Regions from separate parts of the Homo sapiens genome. Here region 1 is linked to region 2. The links are chromatin contacts, found by Hi-C or POLR2A ChIA-PET in ENCODE. All regions are on one chromosome and are shown on one strand. Each heading gives the region's core, a stretch centred on a gene start or an enhancer-like site at or near the end of the contact. The rest is flanking DNA. Distances are from core to core; before and after follow the strand shown. Region 1 holds the start of DFFB (DNA fragmentation factor subunit beta). Region 2 holds the start of AJAP1 (adherens junctions associated protein 1).

Evidence for each region. Hi-C counts contacts between places; a loop is a spot of excess contacts on that map. ChIA-PET counts read pairs that join two places held with the same protein, here RNA polymerase II (POLR2A). Pooled maps may share reads with other maps.
Region 1: a loop to region 2 is called in a map with no recorded cell type, with 7 times the contacts of the local background. The contact joins the promoter of DFFB here to the promoter of AJAP1 in region 2. A Hi-C loop is called at or near these places in 1 of 168 maps with a recorded cell type or tissue (mammary epithelial cell), 1 of 37 single-sample maps with no recorded cell type and 7 of 50 pooled maps. POLR2A ChIA-PET finds 5 or more read pairs at or near these places in 1 of 52 experiments (activated T-cell).

What each region holds. Positions count from the first base shown.
Region 1 is chr1:3,856,022-3,861,446 of GRCh38, forward strand. DFFB (DNA fragmentation factor subunit beta) reads left to right here and starts at 1,455. Exons shown (of 7, transcript NM_004402.4): 1 at 1,455-1,696; 2 at 2,697-2,823. The coding sequence starts at 1,583. It overlaps CEP104 (centrosomal protein 104), which reads right to left and starts at 1,190. Exons shown (of 22, transcript NM_014704.4): 1 at 868-1,190. RefSeq lists silencers at 857-1,356, 2,287-2,336 and an enhancer at 1,497-1,676.
Region 2 is chr1:4,651,743-4,657,681 of GRCh38, forward strand. It overlaps AJAP1 (adherens junctions associated protein 1), which reads left to right and starts at 2,867. Exons shown (of 6, transcript NM_018836.4): 1 at 2,867-3,712. The coding sequence starts at 3,684. RefSeq lists an enhancer at 858-907.

The sequences.
Region 1 (5,425 bases), core at 205-2,704, 800 kb before region 2:
TAACTATAAATTAAACGGAAACTCAGTGTAGCAACTTCCATTTTGTTACAAGACTAGGAAACAAAACTTGTCTCTGATTTTCTTTTTAAGAAGACTTTTAAGTGTGACTGCGCGCGGTGGCTCATGCCTGTAATCCCAGCACTTCGGGAGGCCGAGGAGGGCGTATTACTTGAGGTCAGGAGTTCGAGACCAGCCTGGCCAACATGGTGAAACCCCGTCTCTACTAAAAATAAAAAAATTAGTCGGGCTACTCGGGAGGCTGAGGCAGGAGAATCGCTTGAACCCGGGAGGCGGAGGCTGCAGTGAGCTGAGATCGTGCCATTGCACTCCAGCCTGGGCGACAGAGCGAGACCGTCTCAAAGGCTTATGGGTTTCTGATCAAGTCATCTTAGCGACTGAAAGGGCTTCAGAGAAATCTGAACTTAAGTGCAAACAAAACAAAACAAACTCCAAAACAAAAAACAACCAACCATCAGACTTTAATCTCTATAGGGACAGAGCAATTTTCCTCAAACTTTTGCTCAGCAGAACACATCTGAAACTGGCCCCCTATGTGCTACGCATCCAGAAGAGGAAAAGCCGGATCTGAAAACAATATTCCACGCTAAATGGGCCGTCCCGGCCGGGGCAGGCGGTCCCAGCACCCGTGCTGAGCTCCCCGGCATACGGCACGACGGGGCCGCGCCGGCTCTTCGGCGACAGCAAGGCCGGCATCTAACTCCACACCGTCCGCGCTTGCACCGCGCACCCAGGCTTCGTACCCAGCTCCCAGGTGGGGACCGCGCCCCCGCGGCGCCCGCGCCCCGCGCCCCGCGCCCCGCTCCCCACTCCGGCCCTGGGCCGGCGCCGCAGCGGCCCGGAAGGTACCTGCTTAGAGGGAAGGGCCCCGACTGGCGCTGCCGCGGCCCCGGTGGAGAGGGCGGCTGGGTCGGAGCGGTGCCGCGGCCCGGGGAGGCGGCCAGGCGGCGCCTCAGCACCCGGACCCCAGGGGCGTGCGGGACCCGGCTCTCGTGGACTTCCTCGGCAGCCGCCGCTTCCTCAGACGGAACTCGGGGGGCGCCCCTTCCGCCGCCCCAGGCCGCCTTGCACCCCAAGCTGCTGCGGCAGTGACAGGGAAGAAGCAGACCCGGCCACCTCTGCCCATAGCCCCGGCCGCAGCCTCCACTCTCATGACAACCAAGCCCAGCCCTGGGCCAGGGCCTCTGCGCGTGCGCGACCCCGCCCCACCCCAGGCCGCGCCTGCGCACAAGGGGAGGGCTCCGCTACTCTGGCCCTCAGGGTTGTGTAGTTTCCGGGGCCACGGCACCTGGGCACACCAGGTGGCGTCGCGCCTTTGCTTTCCTGAGCCTTCTGAGTAAGGTAATGTGGTGTCCGTGGGGCGACGCCTGCGCACAAGACCGCGTCGGGCCTCACTTTTCCCAGGCCTTCTGGGTAATGTAGTTTCCGGGATCGGCACCCGGCCTGTGCCAGCTTGCAGAGCTCACCAGGTGCAGACCCCTGCGGCCAGGGCGAGGACGGATCTGAGCAGCTGGGCAGCAGGTGCCACCGCCTGTGGGACCCAGAGGGCTTGAGGACATCTGCAATGCTCCAGAAGCCCAAGAGCGTGAAGCTGCGGGCCCTGCGCAGCCCGAGGAAGTTCGGCGTGGCTGGCCGGAGCTGCCAGGAGGTGCTGCGCAAGGGCTGTCTCCGCTTCCAGGTGCCCGCTGGGCTAGGCGGGGACGGCCCGTCGGGGAGGCGTGTGGGGAGAATAGGAGGTGCCGCTTTTCCTCTTCCAAAACGGAGGGTGCAGGCGGCGCCCGGGGCGGGTAGTTTTCGTTCGCCTCAGCCGCTAGGACCCCGGGCCCCCGCAGCCTGGGGTTCCTGAGCGTGGCTTCAGAACGCAGGGGGGTTGGGGGACGACCTGGATCACCCCTTCCCTCTTCCCACCTCTCGGGCAGGACAGCCCTGCATCAGAGCTAGGAGACCCGGGTAGAGTGCCAGGTACTGGCACGCGGGGTCACGGCTGCTCTGCCTGTCCGGCCTCAGCTTCCCCTTGAGTAACATGAAAGGCTTGGCTAGGTGGGCTCTGCAGGCCCCTTCCAGCCCTCGCAGCTGGGGATTGCAATCGTCACCTTATTCTAGGTTGGTTTTCTTTTTAGACCAGTACTAGGGTTACCAGGTGTGCATTGCCGGGGTCGGTGCGGGTGGGGTGGGAGTAGCCATAAAATGCCTAAAACTGACCAGTGCAGAGTAACAGGGAACCGGACTCCAACAAATTAACAGTGCCACGTGCCGGTCACACTTGTGCACAGAGGCAACCAACCGTTCTCCTTCGTGTGCCAGCACCGCTCTGGCGGCTGTGTGCTGGGGATGGTGGTGTTCAGCTCCTGGCAGCAGGGAGGCGGCGCTGTCAAAGACAGGCTCTATTTGAAGCGCCCTCAGGAGCTCATTTAAAAAGGGTGAATCCTGCAGAGCCAGCAGTCACCCCCTGATGTATGTTTTTCCTGACTCTTCGTATTTTAGAACGGCCCGCAGTCAGGCGCCCTTGCTCCCGCTCCCTCATCCTTGCCTGGGCGTTGGAGCGACTGTGGCATACAGGCGGCAGCCTGAGCCTGCTTCTTTAAGCACAGCTCATTCCGGTCGTTTGTGAGGCCTGCAGATGCAAAGCCCTCGTCTTGAGACCCTTCCTCCTCCTGTTGCTTCTCCCGTCCCTGCAGCTCCCTGAGCGCGGTTCCCGGCTGTGCCTGTACGAGGATGGCACGGAGCTGACGGAAGATTACTTCCCCAGTGTTCCCGACAACGCCGAGCTGGTGCTGCTCACCTTGGGCCAGGCCTGGCAGGGCTGTGAGTGGCAAGGACTTTGGAGGTGGGCGGGAAGCTGGCACTCTCCGAGGTCCTGGGGGCTTAGCTCCAGGTGCCCATCAGGGTGGGGAAGAGTCCCCCTTACTGTGAACTCTCGGGTCTCAAGGAGGAAGCCCTCTGGAGGCAGAACTGGTCAGCGTCGCTTAGGTGGCAGAGTCCTCAGTCCTCTCGTTCATGAACCCAGCTGTTCAATTGGTCGTCTTTTTCTTCAAAAAATCTTTTAATTTTATTTGCGTTCATTTGAGGTGTCCTAGCAATTCCCAAGAGCAGAGGGAGGGCTTTGGGGTTGGGGCCTGCACAGTTTCATGGGGAAGGTGGAGCCAGGAAGAGATGCTGTTCTGTTCTGCTGGGCTGAGCACCCTTCTGGAAGGACGAGGTGGTGGTTCGTGGGATGCTCTCACATTGTTCTCGGTTGGTGTTTGCTAAGATGCTGTCCTCAGGGCTCAAGTTTGGGGGCAATTGCTTTGAGAGGTGGTTCTTTCGGGGCATCTGTATTGAAGCCTCAGGACACAAAGTCCTGCCTTTCAGAACCAGCCGAATGCCAAGGTCTGCGCTTGTTTGACTCCCGTAAAAGAGAGCTTTTGGCCACTGGGGCAGGAGATGCCATCATGTGCCTTTACCTGGGAGGGTCGGCCAGTGTTGTGCAAATGGGGTCAGGCTCCAGGAGATGCTTCTGGCAGCCCAGGAAGGACATGGGTGCTCTGAGGGATGGAGCTGTGGCTCCTTGGCCTAAGGGGCAAAAAGAGAGAAGTCGAAGAGTAACATCCATGTGGCCACCTCCCCGGCTACAGTGTTGGGGGCTCCACTGTCAGCATTGAGGGGTGACGCCTCTGGTGTGTGCTCCAAGGTTGCAAACCCCCTTTCTCCACTGGGCCTTGTGCTTTTAGAGGAGGCAGCTGGAAAATGTATCACTGTGATGCCCCCTGGGGTGGCCCCTGCAGGAGGTGGGGGCTGGGCAGGGGTATGCTCAGGGTATGCCTCACCTTTGGATGTTATCTTTCTTTCCCATTTCAGGGCATAGTTGAAAGACAGCAGAGCACGTTGCTCTCTCTCTGTCTCTCCCTGCATCTCGCAGTCTCTGTCTCTCTCCTCTGTCTCTGTCTCTGGCTCTCTCTGTCTGTCTCTGTCTCTCTCTCTCTCTGTCCTTCCTTTCTCTGGCGCTTTATCCTCCTCTCTTCGCTGAGACCGCTAGTCCTCCTCCTTGTTAGACTTAAAAAAAATTTTTTTTCTTTTCTTTTATGAAAACATTGAGATGGGGTCTCCCTCTGTTGCACAGGCTGGCCTCAAACTCCTGGGCTCAAGAAGTCCTCCTACTTTGGCTTCCCAAAGTGCTGGGATTACAGGCATGAGCCACTGTGCCTGGCCAAAATATTTTTGTTTTATTTATATTTTGAAACTTTGTTGCCCAGGCTGGAGTGCAGTGGCACAAACCTTGCTCACTGTAGCCTCGACCTCCGTGTTTCAAGTGATCCCGTTGCCTCAGCCTCCCAAGTATCTGGGACCACAGGCATGCATTACCACGTCTGGCTAATTGTTTTGTATTTTTTGTAGAGATAGGGTTTCGCCATGTTTCCCAGGATAGTCTCACACTCCTGGGCTCAAGCTGTCCTCCTGCCTTGGTCTCCTAAAGTGCTGGGATTACAGGTATGAGCCACTGTGCCTGGCCTAAACCGTTTATTTAGAAATAATGACAGATTCCCAGGAAGTTGCACAGATAGGAAGGTCCAATGTACCTCTACCCTTTCCCTCAAAGGCAACATCAGATACAACCGTGGTACAATATAAAACAGGAACACCGACACTAGTGCAATGTGCATGTTGTTCTGTCATTTCTCCCCATGTAGATTCCTGTGACCAGCATCAGGGTCAAGGTACAGCCCTCTCCCATCCATCACTCAAGGTTCTCCCCTTTATAATCCTGCCTACCCCTGCCCACCAGCAATCCCTAGCCCGTAGCAACTGCTGATATGTTCTCCATGTCTATAATTTTGTCATTTAAAGAATATTAGGGGCCAGGTGCGGTGGCTTACACCTGTAATCCCAGCACTTTGGGAGGCCGAGGTGGGTGGATCACCTGAGATCAGGAGTTCAAGACCAGCCTGGGCAACATGGTGAAACCCCGTCTCTACTAAAAATACAAAAATTAGCTGGGCATGGTGGCGGGCGCTTGTAATCTCGCTACTCAGGAGGCTGAGGCAGGAGAATCGCTTGAGCCCAGCAGGTGGAGGTTGCAGTGAGCTGAGATTGTGCCATTGCACTCTAGCCTGGGTGACAGGCTGAGACTCCATCTCAAAAAAAAAAAAAAAAAGAATATTAGGTAAGTGGAATCATAAAGTATGTGACCTTTTGAGATGAGCCTTTTTCACTCCACATAAGGCTCCCGAGATGCATGTAAGTTGTGTGTATCCATAGTCCGTTCCTTTTCATTGCTGAGTAGCATTCCATGGTTTGGTTTTACCACAGTTTGTTCAACCATTCGCCTGTGGAAAGATATTTTGTTTGTTTCCAGTTTTTGACTATTACAAATGAAGCTGCTCTGGCCAATTATGTACAAGTTTTTCTTTTTTCTTTCTTGTTTTCTTTT
Region 2 (5,939 bases), core at 1,617-4,116:
GTGGTGCACACCTGTAATCCCAGGTACTCGGGAGGCTGAGACAGGAGGCTGAGACAGGAGAACCTGGGAGGCAGAGGTTGCAGTGAGCTGAGATCATGCCATTGCACTCCAGCCCAGGTGACAGAGTGAGACTCCATCTCAATAATAATAATAATAATAATAATAATAATAATAATAGGTGGATTGCTCTTTTTGGAGAGAGGCAGACCTGAGTTACCCTAGAGAAAAAGGAAATCAGTGTACCCTGGTCCCAAATCCTAATTTTAAGCCTGGGTGAGGGCAGAGGGCATCCTCCGTCCCCATAGACTGAAGAAGCCCTCACTCACCCGGGGCAGCAGCTGTAGTCTTAAGGCTCTGACTTCGCCTGGAGACTTCTGCAGGGCTTGTTCCCATCTCGGTTGTCAGAAAACACTTCCTTCTACTATTTTCTTTGTCCAGAGATTCCCAGGGTACTTGGATAGAATTCAAAGGGTCTTTCAACTCGTATGGGGGAAAACTGGCATCTTTATTTAACCCTAACTGAGACTTGGCATTTCCTTTCATTATCAATGTCGGTGGCAGAGCTCAGTGCCTGTGACCGTCAAACATAGAAAGCACTGGCATTTCCATATCACACTGCCATGGCTGCAGTTACCTCAGGATATTATTGCTGCATATCTGGACTTCAAAAGGAACGTAATTTAGGATCTGTCAATTGCTTACTAAGTGTATTAATAAATAATATATACGGCTATATCAGAAATTTGTTTTTATTACTCTTTTGATAATGCATTTGCATAGAATTGGTTTCCTAATAATCCTGGGCTTTTTCATCTATGCACTTAGAAGCCATTCTGAGAGAGGTCAGCAGGTGTCCACAAGGCTGCCCAAGGGGTTCCTGGAGCCGACACGGTCCGGTCCGGAGCCCCTCCCTGCCCTGCTGGCTCCTAGTGTGCGAAGCCGGCCCCTTCCAGGCCCACTCCGGTTGCAGGAAGGGCCTCCCTGGTGCAGCACCGCCTCCTCACACCGCTAGGTGGCAGCACTGCCGGCGCCTCCTTCCCCGCCGGCCGCCATAGGCCCCGCTGGTTCCAGGACCTCCCTGCCTCCTTCGCCTCTTAATGGGATCCGCTCCCTCACACCCCTCAGGGAGAGGCTCTAGGGGACGATGACCCAGGGGCGGCCCGGCAGGGAAACTGCTGAGTCACCCTGCTGCCTCTCGGGTCCTCTGACCGGCTCACAGATCACCATAGCCACAGTGTGTGTAAGGCCTTCTCATGGAGCCCTGCAAACACCTCCCCGGGGAGGGGCTGTGGGACCCATCTTACAGATGAGGAGACCGAGGGTCGGAGAGGCCACACAACTCGGCCAGGACCCCGAGTTAGCAAGCGCTGGCCCCTGGTCCAGCCACGGCAAGGCTGGCCCTCCTGCCACCACACTTCCCTGCCTCTGGCCCTCTGCCGGGAGTCTTGGTGGGGAAGTCACTGTCTTCATCCTCCTGCCCGGGCAGAGTCCAATCCTGTGCCTGGCTCCTCAAGACCGTTGGCAAAGATCCTGGAGGCCTGGGGGTGAAAGGGCTGCTTGGGGGACTTAAGCCCCAAGCTATGGTTCGCCTGGGAGACTGAGCCCCAAGCCATGGTCCTCCTGGCTCTGCCCTTCCACCCCCTCACTGGCTGCCCCTCCCAGGGAGGCCTCACCTGTGAAGTGCTTCCCGCCCCTCTCACCCCCCACGGCTCTCACATGGCCTGGGGCGATTCCAGAGCTGGCCTGGGTCAAGCACCTGCACAGAGCACAGAGCGAAGGCTCGGCATGGTATATCCCCCGCCCCTTGCACCTTTCCCCAGTGAAGGGTGGCACCAGTGTCCTTTCCAAGGCCCGGATTCTGCACTGCCCTCAGCCTGTGGAGGATTAAAAGCAGGGTTTTGCCGTGGTTTCTCAAGGCGTCAGCGGGTCTGCAGAGGATTCCGCCCCATGTCACTTCTCTCAGTGAAAGGTCCCCGCCCAGCGTCTGTCCTCCTTTAAGTGCCCCCCATTTGTTTTTTGTTGTTGTTTTTGTTTGTTTTTTGCAAATACAGACTAACCAGGTAGGCACAGAGGAGTCCTGGCATGGGAAGGGAGCAGTGAAACGCCGGTGGAGAGTCCGGGAGGCCCAGATTCCCTGGAACTTTCCAGTGACTCCTCCGGAGCAAGGGCCTGGCCAGGCAGCAGCTGCGCTGGGCGATGAGGGACCGTTGGGTAATTGGGGGCATAGGACCGGGCTTCGCTGGGTTCGGGGCAGAAGCGCCGAAGCTCCGACCCGGAACGCGGTGACTTCATCAACGCAGAAGCCCGCGCAGCCGAGCAGAGGAGTCCCTCGTAGGCGACCCTCGGACAGACGCTCCTGCGCGGCCCGCGTGGCTCAGCTCCGCCCCAGGAAACTTTTCGCGCAGCCCCCGCTCCATGCGCCCCCACCCAGTCCTTCTTCGGGGCCGCCCCCTCCCCAAAGTAGCTCTCCGGGTCCACTGGGCGCCCCCGTAACCGGGTCGGAACCTCGAACGGCTTCGCGTGCCATCCGGTTACCCTGGCAACACCATCCGGCGGCGCCCGGCGGTCCAATCCTAGCCTGCGGCCTCTCTCGAGCCTTTCGCAAGGTGGGGACCGGGACGCGACCGGGGATGGGGAAGGGGGCTGCAGGAGGCCCCGCCTGCGCTGTCGCCCCTGCTGGGCACAGCGCCCCCCACCACCCGCGGCGACCCCGGCCCCCGCAAGGTGGGGCGGCGAGCAGGAGCCGGGGCCAGGCCAGGGGCTCGAGCTCCCGTTCGAGGGGCGGGGAAGGCGGGTGACGTGAGCCGGGCCGGGCGGGCGGAGTTGGGACCGGCTCCGGGAGGCGGGGGCGAGCGCGCGGAGAGGCAGACGCGAGGAGGGAGGCGGCTGAGCAGCGCGGGCGGCTCTGCGGCGGGCGCGGTGGGCGCGGGCGGCGGGGCCCCGGGATCCCCGCGCGCCTCCTCCGCGCGGCGCCGCCGCCGCGCGTCCCCACGCCCCGCGCTCCACGGCGCCCTCGCCCCGCGCGCCTCTCGTGCCCGCCTCCTGCCAGTCTCCGGGCCGCGGCCGTCTGCAGAGCGAGCGCTCAGACGGAGCCCCCGGGCAACTTGAGTGGCGCCGATCGGCGGCGGAGCCTCTGGCAGAGCCCCCCGACCCGGCAGCGCGGAGGGGACTCGCGTCCGTCCGCGTCGCGTCACCCCAAACCCTAAGCAGCGCCGCCCCATCGGCGCGGAGCTCCGGCTGGAGGCAAGAGCCGCGCGCCGGGAGACACGCACCGTGAGCGGCAGCGCCGCCGGCCTCCCTCCTCGCCGCCCCGGAGGGCGAAGCCGCGGCTCCCCAGCCCTTTGCTGCGCCGCGACAGCGCCGGAACACGCCCCGCCTCGCTGCCGCCTTCGCTGTGCCGCCGGCGGAGGGGGCCGCGAGCCCCGCGCCCCGGCCGGAGGATGTGCGCCCCCGCGGGCCGCCCAGCCTGAGCCATGCGCCCCAACGGCGGCGGCGCGCCGGCCGGCATGGAGCCCCGCGCGGCCGCGCTCTGACTCGCTGTGCGCCCCGCGGCCGGCGGGCGGCGGGAGGCGGCGGACCGAGAGCCGGAGACCGGCGCCGCGGGACGGAAGCGAGCGGGCGCGGGCGCCGCGCAGATGGCCTGGGCGAGCCAGGTCTGAGGCCCCGCTCCCCGAAACGTGACCATGTGGATTCAACAGCTTTTAGGACTCAGGTGAGCGACCCGGCCGGCGCCGGGTGCGTGTGGGCGCGTGGGTGCCAGGCTGGGCGGAAGCGGCGCTTTCCTCTATGTTGCAAATCAAGGGACCCCTCTTCGCTTCCCGCAAGCGGGCAACGGGGTGCACCGGTAGCCGGAAAGGGGCGCCCGCCCGGAGCCTGGAGCAGCACCGCGGCCCTGGCGGGGAGCGGCCGGGTCTCCAGGGTTCCGCGCGTCCGGGGTCGGGGCAGCGGCGCCCGCCCCAGCAACCCGGGAAGTGGGGCCGGCCAGGCGCGCCCGCAGCTCTAGGAGCCAGCAGCGCAGTGTCCTGGCCGGCTGCCCCGGCGCGCCTCCTCCCCGGGGCCCGGGGCGAGGCGCCGGCCGCTGGGCGCGGCGGGCGCGGGGGCCGGGGCTGCCGGGGAAAGCTAAAGCTCCGGGCTCCCAGCGAGAGCTTCGCAGGCGGAGTTGGAGGAAACCACAGCCAAACAGCCACTCCGCTCCCCCTTCTCCTTTCTCGGGGCCCCGGGGCTGAGCAGGGGCCTCCCAGGCTCCCAGCTGCCGACCCAGCTGTTTGCGGGTGACCTCCGGGCCCGACGGGCGCTCACAGCTGGCGGGCAGCTGGGGCGGGAGAGCTGGGGTTCTTGGGGAGCTCCGGCGGCCACCCCGCTGTAAACACACACGCACATACGCCCGCCGGCGCGCCCGGGGCTTGTCTGTGTCTGGGACTCCAGGGCCAGATGGAAGAGGGGGTTCGAGCCTAGAGCCCGTGGTGGGGGTGTCCAGAAAGACCCTTCTCGGCAAACTTTGCCAGCCCGCCGGGGTTCTCGGGCTTCTCTGGCTTCTGCCTGGGGTGGCCCAGGGCCCACCAGAGCACAGCTGTCGTTTTTGCTGGGCAGGCTGCCTCTGAGCCCTCGCCCTCCTGCCGGGGCATTCACCGAGCTCGTGCATTTGGGTCCCGGGTTGGAACCGCGAGCGGGGAGGACAGAGGTGGAGGCGGAGAGCAGCGTGCGGTTCTCGAGTTTGTCCACTGGGATGCACTGCGCTCCCGCGTTGGGGACGAAAAGGCCAGTAGTTGTTAGCCCGCTGCTTGAGCCGCCCCCACTCAGGGATGAAGCTGCGGGGGGAGTGAGGCGAAGGGAGGGAGGATCTAGTGCGTGTCCTGATTTTGAGAAATCGGAAGGGGACTGGGACGCCAAGTGTTTTCTAGCGACCCTTGATTTATGAGCCGATTCTGCTCCCAGAGGTGAATACTGTGTAACACATCTAGTGAACATTGTCAGATGTTATTATTAGCATCCCTTCTCTCAGTGGCCGATCTTGCTGTGGGCTTCAAAGGTTAATCATGGAGCCGATTGTGTTGGGTGTGGGATATTGGTCGGGCGTGAATCGATAAGTGTGCTTGGGCTAGATAAGGTTTAGGCTTGGACCGTTGTGGGATGTTGGCAAAATGGAGCGAGGACAGCTTTGCAGGAATGACCCTGATCCAGGTGCCCTGGAGGCCTGCCATCCCCTGCTCTGCCCCGGACTGTCCCAGGTCTCAGCAAGACCTTCCAAGGCTTTGTGAATGACCAGACGGGTCCCCACACTGGCCAGTGGCTGGTCTTCAGCTCCGACCTGCTTCCTGAGCTGCCACTTGATTCCTGATGGCAACTTATTTGAACAGACATTTTTTTTTATTGCTAAGTTGCTAGATTAAAAGATGAGTACATTTTGATAAAGGGAGAGAAGAGCAAATATCTTGGAAAGAAGCCTCTCTTTTGATTTGAAATTTACTAAAACAGTTCCTCTCAAGCATCCTCAAGCCGGATCTTGGGATTTTGCTTTAGGAAATAGTTCTGTTGGTTCTTTTGAAGTTTGACCTTTCGTTTTTCCCCCCTCGATGTCAGCACAGGAGATTTTCTGTAAGTGTGCCTTTAAGGACGAGCTGTCACCTATTTGGGATCCTGATGGGAGAGCTCTGTCTTGTTACTGCTGTCTCCTGGCCAGAGAAGGAGGCCTGTACCCAGAGGGTCTGGGTGGTTTTGCATCACAATGGGCACCTGGGGACTCTGAGCCAAAGGGTTGCAAGTTCAAGGTCTGGAAATGCACTTTTTCTTTCAAGACAGCCCTTCACCTTTGCTTGCAAGCCACTCCGCGGCTCCCTAGGTGAGCACTGGGCGTCTTGCTGCCAAGCTTGGAGCCTGGTTAGGACAGGTAGACACTGAGCCTCCAGCTGGGGTGGCAGAAGGCCTGGCTTGCTCCACCA